Regions from separate parts of the Homo sapiens genome. Here region 2 is linked to region 1. A link is a loop called in an ENCODE intact Hi-C map of the cell type or tissue named here. Cell type or tissue: heart left ventricle. All regions are shown on one strand. Each heading gives the region's core, and the rest is flanking DNA. Links, peaks and the distances in the headings are about the cores only.

What was found. Peaks named below come from ENCODE experiments on the same cell type or tissue, not always from the same donor. Only the 100,000 strongest peaks of a DNase experiment are listed, where the experiment ranks them.
Region 2: a loop joins it to region 1, with 2.2 times the contacts of the local background. A loop is called at or near these places in 3 of 110 quality-filtered maps.

What each region holds. Positions count from the first base shown.
Region 1 is chr7:90,626,150-90,634,497 of GRCh38, reverse strand. All of the region lies in intron 2 of CDK14 (cyclin dependent kinase 14), which reads right to left. It also overlaps the pseudogene TVP23CP1. Among named protein-coding and RNA genes, the nearest start is that of CDK14, 34 kb to the right of the region's middle. In heart left ventricle, for the core only: a CTCF peak has its summit at 4,975 (motif pointing right); no DNase peak of the experiment used is centred there.
Region 2 is chr7:90,570,641-90,578,988 of GRCh38, reverse strand. No RefSeq gene overlaps it. Among named protein-coding and RNA genes, the nearest start is that of CDK14, 22 kb to the left of the region's middle. In heart left ventricle, for the core only: no CTCF peak of the experiment used is centred there; a DNase peak (open chromatin) is centred at 4,695; H3K27ac peaks cover 1,201 bases.

The DNA.
Region 1 (8,348 bases), core at 79-8,078:
CACCATGGAATACTATGCAGCCATAAAAAATGATGAGTTCATGTCCTTTGTAGGGACATGGATGAAATTGGAAATCATTCTCAGTAAACTATCGCAAGGACAAAAAACCAAACACTGCATGTTCTCACTCATAGATGGGAATTGAACAATGAGAACACATGGACACAGGAAGGGGAACATCACACTCTGGGGACTGCTGTGGGGTGGGGGGAGGGGGGAGGGACAGCATTAGGAGATATACCTAATGCTAAATGATGAGTTAATGGGTGCAGCACCCCAACATGGCACATTTATACATATGTAACTAACCTGCACATTGTGCACATGTACCCTAAAACTTAAAGTATAATAATAATTAAAAAAAAGAAAATCATAAAAGAAACAAAAAGACTCAATTCTAATCAAACTTTCTATGCATATTAACCATAAATTTTTGATCTTCATTTTCTTTTGCTCTATAAACAGCAATTTTATACAAATATAAAGTTTTATACCTTCACAGCTACTAGTCCAAAAAAGACACGTATTCAATTAAACATCTTTTAAAATATTTTAACAAAGTACAAATATATTCACAACATAATCTGCCGACTAAAGTCTCCAACAAAGTTTACAGTACCTACAACAGAATCTATGGGTGCCTAGAATAGTTTGTAGACTGATTTAGTTTACAGTTACATCTACTGCTTTAAGAAATACCATTAATACAAATGCATGATTTACAATATACCCATCATAGAAAGAAAAAAAAAGATTTATAAAATAAAATGTCTTTTAGGCATTTATTATGCCAAGTATTTAAATGATTACTGTCATTATGACATATGAATAATGCTCTTTTAGAGACAAAAGATAGATTTTATTCGCTCAAGGAACACTGAACAGCTTGTAGGAAGCTCCAAGGTAAAATTTGTCTATCCTTACCGTAAAATAAATGGAACAGTAGCAATCTCTGTGTATTCCTTAAACATAAACTATGGTGATTCCATTTGTATTAATTGGGCCTTAAGTCAATGAATTGTTACAAATAAAAATAAACAAAATTTCAGAAACTAGTTAACACCACTGACCCAAATTTGGTTTTTAATTGTTTGCATATATCTAAGAAATTTTACCATGAGGTACATATTAAAAATTAATAATTATTTCTAACTTACGCATAAGCCAAAATGCTCACTTTTATCATGGAAGCAAAATTTACTTCTGAAAATAGTCAACATAAATAATATGTAAACATACAGAGTTTTGAGACAGACTAACATCCTCTCATGTTCTATGAATCAAAATGCAAAAGTCTCCATACTTACGTAAATGAACACATTTTCATTAATTTGGGACATATTGATATTATATGACTATGTGCATACCTATGTACACTGCAAAACAATTTTTTTTTTTTTTTGAGACAGAATCTCGCTTTGTCGCCCAGGCTGGAGCGTAGTAGCACAGTCTCGGCTTACTGCAACCTCCACCTCCCAGATTCAAGCAATTCTCCTGCCTCAGTCTCCCGAGTGGCTGAGACTACAGACTACAGGCATGTGCCACCACACCCAGCTAATTTCTGTATTTTTAGTAGAGATGGGGTTTCGTCATGTTGGCCAGGCTGGTCTCGAATTCCTGACCTCAGGTGATCCGCCCACCTCGGCTTCCCAAAGGTCTGGGATTACAGGTGTGAGCCACCGTGCCCAGCCTGTAAGACAAATTTTCACAATGTTTCTAGTGACAACATATTTTCTAGCCCCAACTACTGGAAAGAAAATAAAAAGTATAAAAACTAATTTTCCTTTTTTAAAACAAGTAAAGCTTTTAAGTGGAAAAATAGAGCCAACACTCCTCATTACAACATGGACTGGGCACTAAAAGGTTCGGTGTCAAAAATGTCTTCATTCCCCAGTATAATAAAAGATATAAGAGCATTCTCTCTAGTCTGGAAGTCAGATTATCTTTACTGTTTTGTCTTAAAAACTGCTTTCCAGGCTACAAGATAGCCATGCTGGTTAAATTCCTTCTACTGCCAACTTTATACCTGATGTAACCATATAGGTTGGCATCTTGCAGCGCCACACCCATGATAACCACTGCCAATCACTTTACTCCAAAAAAGAAGAGGGCACTAAAGGCAATTACCACCCACAGCACTGAACAGGCAATAAATCCCAACCAAAAGATCCTTGATTCAGCCTCTGAGACAGTTTTGTTATCTTGAGGGGATGCCTTCCTGGACTCCCAGTGGCTCTTCCTGGACACCCAGTGGTTCTTCTCATCTTCATCAGTATGATTCCACCAATGCAGGTCCACCATCAGTCTACCTGTGACAGTCTTCACTGCCCCCAAATCACATGGCAACAAGAGAACTGTCACCATCCACGCAGTATAGCTGCTGCTGAGCAATTCACAGAGAAGATGGATTATAACTGCATGCACTCAAAAGAGTAAACAGAAAAATTACGCTATTGGGTGTCTAATTTTTTTTTGGTCTATTGTTTTTAATCCCCTATTCTGAGAAGCATTTTTGGTCTACTAAGTTGTCTTCTCTTCTGCATTGAAGGGTGAAACACCTTCAGTGTCATCATTACTGTCCTGCTGCAACATGGCAGCCATGCACTAGTTCCTTGATCTTCATCTTAAATGGATTCACCTTCAGTGACCTTTTTCCAGTGCCATTTACCCTTGAGCTTCCTGTATCTTTCTAGCTCCAATTAATGAGCAACATTCTAGCCAGATCTAGGCAGACTAAAATCATGTGCTTGAAGGGACTTTCTGCTGCGAAACCTCGTAACCCAGTCCCCGAGGGCCTTTCTTAGTACCAACTGTGTACACTGTGCACTACTCTTTTGCCTCTGAGCTTTGTGGTCCACTCCAAACCAACTGCTGAACAAGACACAAAAGTCTCCCCAGTCTATAAGTCTTCATGGGTTTGGTTGTTAATCACTAAGAAACAGATAAACATGGAACTGTCAAAAAATCCTTACAATAGTGGCCCCTAGTCTAAGGATCTTAACTGCTTCCCAGAAAGGTAAAACATACTCTGCTTTTATTCACTCATTAATACTACCCCACCACTACCATACTTCCCCACTCTACCTCATACCTTATCATTAGCCAAATCCCTTCCTCCAAGGTGGTCTGCTCTCCCTAAATGAAAATGCAAGTGAAGCAGAACGGTGGGTCTCAGGTGGACAGTCTGCCTTTCTGAGGAGCCCTGGCTAAGAGTCACCATGTAAGCAAGGCATTTTCTACATGTCCAGTCATTCATGAAACATCTGCTGTGACTTATCACATCATGACTTACCTTATCAGTGATAATGTAGATCACCCAACAAATTCAGAAAAGTTATGTGAGCAGCTTAGAGAAATAAACCAAGACCAGAAGGCAGAAATCCTTGATTCCATGCTGCTTCCATGAGAAGGGGGGTTCTGAATCCTATCAGAGTACCACCACCTTTTGATAGTAAGTGTTTGTAATATACAGAGATGGTATGCATGCAGAGAAAGAAAAACAACATAAAGTCCAAAATGTAATATAAAAAGAAAATAAAAGAGATTAACTTTTATTGTCTTTCATATGTGTGATTTAGGTACACACACACACACACACACACACACACATACACACCCCAAGATGTAAATACTCAGAGATAACACCACCAAATGATTTAATGATGTAGTGAGATGCTTGCAACCACTTTTAATGGGTAAATTTGGATTTTAAAAAAGTAAAAAAAATTCACCTGAATATTCTCAACAATTTTTATTGGATAATTTAGAATAAGGGCTAAATTTGTATGTACACACACACATATACATAACCATCATATTTCCTACAAACGTGTATTAGTGCAGTTATATACATAATAATTCAAATACCACAAACATCACTGCTACTAAGGATGGGATTTGCCAGAATGGTAGACGTTACTTTGTAATGTTGCTAATAAGTCAAAGTACAACTTTTGAAGTACTCAGCAGCTGCATTTCTGAAAATTTCAGAATACAGTCATGTGTTGCATAATGACATTTCAGTCAACAAAAACTTCATATATAATTCTGGTCCCATAAGATTATATTATCATATTTTAACTATACCTTTCCTATGTTTAGATACACAAGTACTTACCATTGTGTTACAACTACCTACAGTAACATACTATACAGGCAGCCCAGGAACAATAGGCTATACCATATAGCTTAGGTGTGCAATAGGCTATACCATCTAGGTGTGTGTAAATATACTCTATGATGTCTGTACAACAAAAAAGCTGCCTCATGACACATTTCTCAGAATGTGCCCCCATCATTAGTGATGCATGACTGTATGTGTATTAAAACTGGACATACATAAATATAGTTGTCTTTAAATGTTAAATGGAGTTGGGTTTTTGTTTTGTTTTTTGTGGTTTTGTGTGTGGTGTTTTGTTTTGTTTTGTTTTGTTTTGTTTTGTTTTGTTTTGTTTTGTTTGAGACAGTGTCTCGTTCTGTTGCCCAGGCTGGAGTGCAGTAGCACTATCTTGGCCGCTATCTTGGCTCACTGCAACCTCTGCCTCCCAGGCTTAAGTGATTCTTGTGCCTCAGCTTCCCAAGCAGATGTGATTACAGGCGCACGCCACCACGCCTGGCTAATTTTTGTATTTTTAATAGAAATGGGGTTTCACCATGTTGGTCAGGCTGGTCTCCAACTCCCGGCCTCAAGTGATCCACCCACCTCGGCCTCCCAAAGGACTGAGATTACAGGTGTGAGCCACCGCACCCAGCCAAGTTAGGTTTTTGGTTTAGGTAATTACAAATAGGTTTTTCATCAATTGAATCTCCAACATGGACATTCAAAGATTTTGCAAAAGGCATCAAATAAGCATTCACTTAGTTAGCTGTTCTGTACACTACAGAATGTCTGGCACCCTTTAACCCCTGCCCACCAAACACCAGTAGCACACTTCATTATTTGGGACAACCAGTAGTTCCCATCAATTTCCAAAACACTCCATTAGAGGGCAGTACCACTCCTACTGAGACCCACTGAATAAAGGCATCCTAAAAGTATTGACTAGGGACAGACAGACACCAGACCCAGTGCTAGTGAGACACTAGGGACAAAGTGATTAAAAATACAGAGCAAGAGCTTAGAGCACAGTGGGGAAAGTGACATTAAACAACTGTCCAAGTAATTATGTCAATACAAAATACTATAAATGCCATGAAGGAAAGCTATAAACTGCTAATTTAGATGGTGGGGTGGCATCAGACTTGAGGAGTTTGTGAACTACTAAAATTCTTTTATTAACTTGGAGACATAAGTAGGGTTGGCAGCTGTATAATTTTGCCATGAAAGGTCATTTAAAAATATTAATAATAACTATCATTTGTAATTGCCGTAGTAGCAAGAGGCAGTAATGAAATCATCTCTGAATTTAAAAAAATATATATAAAACAAAAAAGTACTTTTAGCTTGGTGGAAAACCTCACTACATTTTTTTTAATGTCTTTGCTGCAGGCTGGTATAAGACAGCAGCATTTTGCTATCATATACTAGATCTCTACGTGGTCTCTGGACCAGAGTCATCAACATTACCTGAGAGTCTGTGAAAAATGCAAACTTTCATCTCAGACCTACTGCATCAAATCAGTCTCACTCTCTCTCTCTCTGTCTCTCTCTCTTCTTAAGGGTCAGGGTCTCACTCTGTCGCCAAGGCTGGAGTGCAGTGGTGGGTGTGATCATAACTCACTGCAGCCTGCAACATCTGGACTCAAATGATCCTCCCGCCTTGAGTCTCCTGAGTAACTGGGACTACAGGCACGCAACCCCATGCCTGTCTAAGTTGTTTTTTAAATATATATATATTTTTAGAGACAAGGTATCTCACTATGTTGCCTAGGCTGGTCTCAAACTCCTGGCCTCTACTGATCCTCCTACATCAGCCTCCCCAATCACTGGAATTACAGGCATGAGCCACTATGCCTGGCCCAAATTTCATCTTAACAAGATCCCCAGGTGATTCACATCCACACTGAAGTTTGAGAAGGACTGTGGCAGAATAGATCATATGGACCCTCAATGGCTGAAATTCAGCCATAGCCATCTACATTTAAGAATCAGTAATGGCCTTTAACACTTGGAAGTGATTGAGGAGTCCTGGAAAAATCAGGGTGAAAAATGAAACAGAAAGCAGGCAAGCTGCTATAACAAAAGTTATCTTGGGGTGGGAAGGAAAGCAAACAAGCTAGAATCCTAAAAAATCACCTTTCTGGCCAGGCACGGTGGCTCACGCCTGTAATCCCAACACTTTGGGAGGCTAAGGCAGGTAGATTACTTGAGTCCAGGAGTTCAAGACCAACTTGGGCAACACAGCAGAACCCCGTCTCTACAAAAATAAAAATAAAAATTGCCATGCATAGTGGCACACACCTGTGGTCCCAACTACTTGGGAGGCCGAAGTGGGAGGATCACTTGACCCTGGGAGGTCAAGGCCGTAGTGAGCCATGATTGCACCACTTGTACTCTGGACTAGTAGAGCAAGACCCTGTCTCAAAAAATAATAATAATTGAGAAGAAAAAAATGAAGTGCAAATCACAAACAAAAAGCATTCACAGCTTTGCAGTAGATTTTAGGAGCATAAAACTGAGTTGCACGGCTCCTATGTGGGAGAATCCCTCCAGGGATTTCGCTAAATGCTGAGTCTTGTCCTGACTGCTACTCCTACCATAAGACAAAGCAGTTTTTATCACTATTGGTCAAGAATTCAGCCTGCTGTTTAGGTGACTTCAGTAGCACCTGTTTAGGTGCTACAGTTGAATTCACGTTCTGAGATCATTAATCCCACAATTAGTTTTTCTAACAAAGGAAATCTCTCTAGAAATGTGTTAATTATGAGCAAAGACATGAGGCCAGATTCATGTCTCTTTTCTAGGCCACTTTGATGGGAAAATAATTGCCAGTATAACGCAATGCTTTTTATAGTAAGAAGAAAAGTTACAGTAAAGATCTGTGCTAGCTGGGCACAGTGGCTCATGCCTGTAATCCCAGCAGTTTGGGAGGCCAAAACACGAGGATTGCTTGAGCCCAGGAGTTTGAGTCCAGCCTGGGCAACACAGTCAGACCTCTGTCTCTACAAAAAATTTTTAAAACTTAGCCAGGTGTGGTGGCATGCGCCTGTAATCACAGCTACTTGGGAGGCTGAGGTGGGAAAATCACTTGAGCTTGGGAGGGTGACACTACAGTGAGCCATGATTGCACCACTGCACCCCAACCTGGACAAAAAAGGAGACCCTGTCAAAAAAAAAAAATCTGTGCTGACCAATAGTAGCCACTAGCCACATGTGGCTAATGAGCACCTGAAATGTGGCTAGTCTAAATTGAGATGTATAATAAAGTACACAAGCAGATTTTTAAAGCAATACAAAATAAGAGTAAAAATCTCAATAATAACTTTAATGTCCAAATTATATTTTTATATATGGGGTTTTTCAAGTATAATAAAAGTAAAGTTATCTGTTTCTTTTACTTTTCTTTTTTTGTTTTGTTTTTGTTTTTGTTTTTTGCTGTTTTTGTTTTGTTTTGTTTTTTGAGACAGGGTCTCATTCTATCACCGAGACTGGAGTGCGATGGTGCAATCAGAGCTCACTGCAGCCTCAAACTCTGGGCTCAAGTGATCGTCCCACCTCAACCTGTGGAGCAGCTAGGACTACATGACAGACACACATCACACCTGGCTAATTTTATTTTTTTGTAGAGATGAGGTTTCACTATATTGCCCAGGCTGGTCTCCAACTCCTGGGCTCAAGCCATCCTCCCACCTTAGCCTCTGAAAGACCTAGGATTATAGGCCTGAGCCACAACACCTGGCTTCTTTTACGTTTTTAACGTAACTACAAGAAAAATGTTAATGACATGAAATTTGCATTATGTATCTATTGAACAGTGCTGGTCGAGAAGCTCATTAGAATTATACATGCATCAATCTTCAGTTTAGATTATAATCTATAGATAAATTATAGAAATTACAGATAATCACAGATAATCCTAGAGAATAACTGCAGAAAACATGAATTTTGGAGGTAGCCAAACAAAAAGAGGTGCTTGGCAGTATTGATCTCTTCATTTTAACAACAGCTGAGTAAGAGAGCCCTTTCAGAAATGTCTGCCTGAGGGTCTCTAAATTTATACCCAAAGAAGAGAGAAACATCAAGTATTTAATAAAAATAGCGCTGGGGGAGGAACTGATAAAAACTGAGGTGCAATCACAGTGATGACCAGTTCTCTCACAGCCTAGGAATGTAGGGGTGGAAAAGATAAACAAATTCCACTGACAATAGCCAATAATTTCCTGGTCTAAGGCATTCAAATAACTAAACC
Region 2 (8,348 bases), core at 238-8,237, 56 kb after region 1:
ATTTCATTCTAAATGTGGTCGATTAGACTGTACTTATATTGAAAAAATCGCACACATGCTCTAACCAAGAAAGTTGTTATTCTTTGTAAATTTATATCTATGGAAAGTCTCATAACGTTACCAATTAAGTCATATTTTGATTTATACATGGCAGGATTTAAAATATAATTATAAGACATCGTAATTATTGAGGGTGATATAGCTATATTACTCTATCCTAGGCCTTGGATAGCAGTAAGAAAATAGAAAATCAGACAGAACCTCACTCATCTTCTTTGCCTGCTCATGTCTGTTTCGTTTTGTTTTTTTTTTTATTTTATTTTATTTTATTTTATTTTATTTTATTTTATTTTATTTTATTTTTTGGAGATCAAGTCTCATTCTGTCACCCAGGCTGGAGTGCAGTGGCGTGATCTCGGCTCACTGCAACCCCTGCCTCCCAGGTTCAAGCAGCTCTCCTGCCTCAGCCTCCTGAGTAGCTGGGATTACAAGCACACACCACCACACCCAGCTAATTTTTGCATTTTAGTAGAGACGGGGTTTCACCATGTTGGCCAGGCTGTTCTCAAACTCCTGAGCTCAGGTGATCTGCCCGCCTTGGCCTCCCAAAGTGCTGGGATTACAGGCGTGAGCCACTGTGCCTGGCCTTCTTTTCATTTTTTTGAGACAGAGGCTCGCTCTGTGGCCCAGGCTGGAGTGCAGTGAAGCGATCATGGCTCACTGCAGTCTCGAACTCCTGGGCTCAAGTGATCCTCCTGCGTCAGTGTCTTAAATACCTGGGACTACAGGTGTGTGCCACCTGTAGAGCAGGCGGCACACAGGTGGTGCACGCCTGTAGCTCCAGCTACTCAGCTATGCCTGTCTAATTTTTAATTTTTTTGTAGAGATGGGGTCTTGCTAATATTGCCCAGGCTGGTCTCGAACTCCTAGCCTCAAGTTATCCTCCTGCCTCAGCCTCCCAAAGTGCTGGGATTACAGGCATGAGCCACCATGCCCAGCCTCATTTCTGCTTCTACCTTCTTTTTCTCTCCAGTTAGGCGAAGGGCAGGCTTCACTCTCAATTTTCAGTCTCAATCTTTGTGCTTTGGACTATTTCCTCCCTTCCTCTCGAAGACCTCACTTCTTTGCTTTACCCTTTTCTCTCCTGCATGTCACTACATCCCACCTTACTAGATCACAGCTCCATCAGCAAACAGACAGCCATAGAATCTCCCATCTTTAAACAAGCAAAGAAACACACAAACACCTCCTTTGGCCCCACATTTCCTTCTATTTACAGCTTTTCAACTCCCCCTTCACAGCAAAATCTATCAAAAAGAGTTTTCTAGAGCTCTGTTTCCATTTCTTCACCTCCCATTCATTCTTGTTCTTCATTTAAATTATTGTTTATTTATTTTTATTTTATAGGCTTTTTGGGTGCTTTAATGATTTTTTAAAAATTTCAGTGTACAACATGATGTTTTGAAATATGTATATATTGTGGAGTGGCTAAATAAAGTAAATTAACATATGCATTATCTCACTTTCTTTGTGGTGAGAGCACTTAAAATCTACTCTTAGCAACATTTGAGCATGCAATACATTGTTATTAACTGTAGTCACCGCACTATACAATAGATCTCTTTAACTTATTCCTCCTGTCTAACTCAGGTTTTGTGTCCTTTGATCAACAACTCCCCAACCTCTCTCCCTCCACAACCCTCGGTAACCACCATTCTACTCTCTGCTTCCATGAGTTCAAATTTTCAGATTCTATATATGAGTGAGGTCATATGGTATTTCTTTCTGTGCCTGTCTTACTGTACTTAACATAATGTTCTCCAGGTTCATCCATATTGTCACAAAAGACAGGATTTCCTTCTTTATTAAGGCTGAATAGTTTTTCATATATACCACATATATTTTATCCATTCATTCATTGATGAACACAGGTTGATTCCATATCTTCGCTATTGTGAATAGTGCTGCAGGGATCATGGGAGTGCAGATATCTTTTCTACATACTGATTTCATTTCCTTTGGATATGTACCCAGAAGTGGAATTGCTGGGTCATACGGCAGTTTTATTTTTAAGAGGAATCTCCACGCTGTTTTCCATAATGGCTGTGCTAATTTACATTCCCACAAACAGTGTGCTAGGGTTCCCTTTTCTCCACATCCTCACCAACACTTGTTATCGTTTGTCGTTTTCATAATAGCTATTCTAATAGTTGTGAGGTCATATGTTATTGTAGTTTACATTTGTATTTCTCTAATGATTAGTGTTATTGAGCTTTTTTCTTCCCCCCATATACCTGTTGATCATTTGTATGTCCTCTTTTGAGAAATGTCTATTCAGGTCCTTTGCCCATTTTTTAAATTGAGTTATTTGTTTTCTTCCTAGTAAGTTTTTGAGTTCCTTATATACTTTGAATATTAACCCCTTAGCTGATGTATGGTTTGAAAATATTTTCTCCCATTATATAGGTTGTTTTTTCATGCTGTTGATCATTTCCTTTGCTGTGCAGAAGCTTTTTAGTTTGATATAATCCCATTTGTTTATTTTCACTTTTGTTGCTTGTACTTTGGGGGTCATATCCAAAAAGTAATTGCCCAAACCAATGTCATGGAGCTAAGTCCCTATGTTTTCTTCTAGTAGTCTTATATTTTCAGGTCTTATGTTTAATCTTCAATCCATTTTGAGTTGATTTTTGTATATGGTATGAGATAAGGGTCTAATTTTTTTCTTCTGCAATAGATATCCAAATATCCTAAAATTATTTGTTGATGAGACCATCCTTTCCCCGTCCCATTCATTCTTCAACTCTTTATGATTATCTTTCTTTCCCCTACTAAAACTGCTCTTGTTACGGGCAACCTAAGACTTCCATGGGACAAAATGCAAGAGATCTTTCTGTCTTCATTTCACCGTGTTCTTGTTGTGCATATGATACAGTTGGCCACCCCCTCCTTTAAAGTGCTCTTCCCTTGACTTCCATGAGGCTATATTCTAGTTTTCCACCTACCCAACTGGCTATGCATTTTCAGTTTCCTTTCTAGCTCCTTTGCTTCTATTAGACTTCTAAATGTTGGAGATCTTCTGATTCCTTGCACTTCTTCTCTTCTTTTACCCTCTCCCTAGATGCTCTCAATTATTCCTGTGGCTTTAAATGCCATGTAATTGCTGATAATTCCCAAATATATATATATGTATCCAAACTAAACATCTCCTTTAAACTCCAGAATCTCTTATCCTTATAGTTGAATCTCGACTATATATCTCAAACTTAACATGTCTGTACATGAAATATTGATGTACTCTTCTCATACAAAAAAATATGAATAAGGCAAAGAAGAATAGAAGAGGAAGAGAAAGAAAGAAGAAAAAGAGGAAAAAAGGAAGGGTCAAAGACAAAATCACAAGTTTGGTTTAAAGATCTAATTGACTTTTATTTGTGATTCCAGAATCAGGCAATCCCTATAAAATAGAATTGGTATTCCGAGGAGCTGAGCAGAAGAGATTGACTTTATAGGCTGAATAAACGAAACTGAGAATAAAAAGTGGATTGGTCATTTCATAGTTACTTTCTTTGTAAAGGTTAAAGCAGAAGTGACTTCTTTATCATGCTAGCTAAAACTGGCCTGTTTGGGGATTTGGCTATTATCTCTCTTTCCCCTGATTTCTCTGAAGTTCAGATAAACAGATTAATTTCAGCATGGTGGCTTGGAACTTCAGCACGAGTAACTCCATTTGGTTTGGTCTGTTGGGCTTAGTGCAGGAGTTAAGTCCAAACCAATGGCCTCTTGTACATTTTATTTACAGAAAGAAGAAAGAAAGAAAGGAAGGGAGGGAGGAAATAATATATGTTTTTGCTCTAGGCAAAAAATCTAGGCACCCCTTAGTCAACTATATTTAATCCATCAGCATACTGTGTCTAGCCAACTCCAAAATATGTCTCAGACCCATTACCTTCTGCGTATATCCACTGGCACTGCTTTAGACCACTATCTCTTATCTGGGCTACTACAATGTTCTCCCAACTGACCTCCCTGTCTCTGCTCTGAAACCTGCCCAGCTCATTTTCAGAACAGCCAAAGGTATTTTTTGAAACCATAAATCAGTTCATGTCACTCTCCTATTTGATGGTTCAACAACTCCCCATTGCACTTGGAACAAAATCCAAACACCTGATCCCCACTTAAGGCATGGTTCAGCCTTGCCTAAAGGCTTCACCTTGTGCACCCCTAGCCTATACTCATCCCCACCCTGGGGACTTTGTATTTGCAGGATCTTTCAACCTGGAATGCTCTCCTGTCTCTAATCTCCTCCCCCATTTGAATGACAGTTTCCTTTTCGTCCTTTGGGCTTCAGTTTAAATGTCCTCTCATAGAGCCTTGCTGGGCTATCCCTTTTAAAGCAGCCCTGCCCAGTTATTTTCTCACAAGGCCTTGTTTGTTTCCTTTCTAGTATTTGCCACAATTCTCATTACATATTTTTGTACATTTGCTTTCTTGACTCTCAGCCCCTGACTATTCTTATCTTATTCTGGGTAAGAGGATTGACATACTGGCTGAGATAAGACACTGGTACTGTAGCCATGCCCCTCCTTTCTCTCTTCTCTTAAAAGTCAGCCTGTCTATGAAGTCTTCATTTGTTTATGCACCCTTATCATTAGTTTCCCAAGAACAGGCCTGTGCTGGCTCGGTGCTGCCTGTGGCTGGGTGAGAAAGTCCAGCTAGGTCTGAACTATTAGGAAGCTCGCCATGACTGCAGCAGCTCCATCAGAAGAATATTCACATTTTGATCTAGATCTCAGTGGCTTTGGAGATGAGGTAGAGAAAAGATGGGTGCTATGTATTGACCCCCATAAACACCAGTATCTTTCCTGACATGAATCAAGATCTAAGTCTATGGCTTTTCTTTTCTTTTTTCTTTTTAGGTCTGTGGCTTTTCATTGTTTTTAAGCAACGCTATGCTTTCTTCAAAACATGTGTCTGTGAATCCCAATATGTGCAGAAAAAAAAGAGTAAAAATAAATGCAGAGATATTCTGATTACAGTGAGTTACTATATTATTACTTTTTATATAATTTATCATTCTTTCTGCAAGTCACTGAAATCCCATTAAAACTGAAAAACAATAAGGAAATTTCATTGGTTCACATAACAGAATATTTGGGGACTTATCTGGATCAGATAGAGGTTGATTTGGTCAAATAACCATGACTGGCACGCAGTTTCTTTCTCTTTCTTGGTCCTGCCAAGAACTTTGAGAAGCTCAAGATTGAAAAAAAAAATTGTAGTAGAAACCAATAGCGTTGGGTCACTTATATAATGTAATTGGACTATTTGTAACTAAAAGGATAAATGCTTGAAGGGATGCATACCATTCTCTATGATATGCTTGTTTCACATTGCATGCCTATGTCAAAACATCTCAAGTATCCTATAAATATATACACCTACTATGTACCCACAAAAATTAAAAAAAAAAAAATTAAGACACTTTTGCCTTTATGGTTGCAAGATGGCTACCAGAGGCTCCTGGTGCTACATCTCCACACTCATGTCCAGCAGCAAAGAAAGCGTCTCTCTGCCAATAACGGATATATTTAAAGCATGTATGCTTTCTTTCTCCATAGAAGCATGAGCATAATCTCTTGGACTGGACTATTTGCTTAACTGAACCAATCAATTCCTATAGCCAGGAGTATGGGATATACTGATTGGCCTAGGTCAGCAATCAGGTCTTGTTCATGGAGCTGACATGGGCTCAATCATAAAAGCCAGATAATTGGGAATGAGCTGGGGGTACTCTTGCTGAGGGAAGCGAGGAACAGATGCTGAACAGAGGTAACCAGTCAATGTCTGTATACGTGTGGAAAGAGAAACCTGAATCCCCACATGCCTGATATACCATGTACAGCCCCTCCATACAGAATCAGCCTTTTGTAACTCTCCTCTCTATCTTCAAGAGTATTTGTGATCTTTCTTTCTTCCTTTACTCCTTATGGTCTTTCTTTTTCTTTCTTCTTCATCCTTTCTCTCCTTATTTCTTTCTCTTTTTATTTCTTTTTTAAAATTGAATTGGCCAGGATTATAAAACATCTGTGCACAAATGTTGCTGTCTTATTTATAGTGCCCTAAAGAAGCTTTATTTTTTATTGTATTTTATTTTATTTTATTTTATTTTATTTTATTTTATTTTACTTGATTTCTTGAGACAGGGTCTCACTCTGTTACCCAGGCTGGAGTGCAGTAGCATGATCATGGCTCACGGTAGCCTCGACCTCCTGGGCTCAAGTGATCATTCCTGCCTCAGCTTCCATCGTAGCTAGGACTACAGGCACACATCACCACACATGGCTAACTAAAGAAGCTTTTGAAAGAGTTGAAAGTTTAAGAAAATATGTGCTAAAAATGGGAGGAGAAAAAAAGCCATCCCACAGGACAATGTAGGAGATCAGCCTCAACATTTATCCACAGTGCCAAGGTGCTATAGCACCAAATGAGTGAAGTCTACAGATCAGCAGTCTTCAGGCAGAGGAGGGAAGGTATGTGGAGTTTTCCTAAGGGGTAAGTGGGCATGGATAGTTTCAAAGGAATAGGTTTTCTGATAAGCTTGTCCTGTGGTCATCATCGGGCTGTTCTCCTTTCCTATCTCCCCTGCCCAATCATCTTGCTTTTATCACTTGATAATATAGAAAGGCATACCTCACACTCATCCCAAGCCTACGAATGCATTGCCTCAGGTGCAAAAACCTCTAGAACACTCAAAAAAGGGGAAAAAATGATTGCAATGATGGGATAATTAATCCTGTTGCAAGTTAGATGGATTCTAATTCTCTGCTTTTCACCAAAGTGAAAGACTTCTAATCAAGTCCACAGAGGAGAGATCACTAAAAACCATCTTGATGATAGATTACCATATAATTTTTGGTGTGTAACTGAACAAGAATTCAAAGAATTGAGCCCCATTGCCATAACAAAACTCTCATTCCCATTTATTTATTTAGTTGAAAAGCTTCTCAGCACCTGTAGCAACCAAATCATAGCACTGATGCTATTCCTGGTATATTTACCATGGGTATATGGGGGGAAAATACTACCCATCTCAGTAAGAACTGCAATTCCAATGCAGTCTTACATTTTATGTTTAATAATTACCCATCAATATTTGTAATATATTTATGTGGTTTTAAGAAATTGTGTAGAATTTTCTAACAGAATTGAACCATCACAGGAAATTTAAAATTATTTTCATTTTTTTACATATTTTTGTTGTGGAGAAGTATGTACTTATGAAATTCTTTAAAGTAGAAAAAATAGTAGGAAGTGGAATGGAAATATAATTTCAAGGAGTAAATAAACAAAAGAAAATGTCCTGCAGGTAAAGAAGAACTTTATGATGTATATTTTAAAAGTATATAATGGACAGCCTGATGGCTATACTTAATATTATACATTGATAATTTGTTAAGAGTAGATTTTAGGTGCTCATATCACACACACAACACACACACAAACAAACACACACACACAAAAGGTAACTATGGAAGGTGATGGATATGTTAATTTGTTTGACTGTAGTAATCATTTCACTGGATATATGTATGTCCAAACATCATGCTATATACCATAAATACATACAATAAAAAATAAATTAGAAAGTAGGATAAGGCATCAAATTGCTATACTATTTAGATCTCACCGTATAGATATCAACGAATAATGTGATATTTATTTTTTAGATGTCATTAGTTATATCAGAAATTATATATATGTAAGTATATACAACTCTTGGTAAAAGAGTTGTATATAAAAAATTTTATATTATAAAATTTTAATGTAAAATTAAAATGATAAATTTTATGCATCAATTTTAAAATATATTACTTTTTAAGATATTTTAGGACTGCATGTGTGAAAATATCTGGAGACAATGAACAGAGAAAATTAAACATTAGACAAGAAAACGATCAAAGAAAGAACAGACCCACTGTTGAGATTGACTATGCAATGCAATATGGTGACAAAGGAGCTGTCTACTCACATTTGATTTTGTGCCCTTTATCAAAGAGAAAGATCAGAATGATTGAATGAACATTGGCAAAAGGGAAGAGAAGTTCAAGATGGAAAAAGAAATTGTAACAGAAATTGTACCCATCTCCCTTGGGAACCAGCAGAGGGGAGTGAGAATAGCAAGGATTTGAGTCAGACAAAATTGACTCAGAATTCTGACACTGCCAGTTAATATCTATGTGCCCCTGGACAAGATGCTTCACTCACCTAATCTGTATTATGGACATAATGTGATTTACAACGGAGGGTAAAATTTCCTAATGGATCTAAAGTGCTTTGCATAGGGT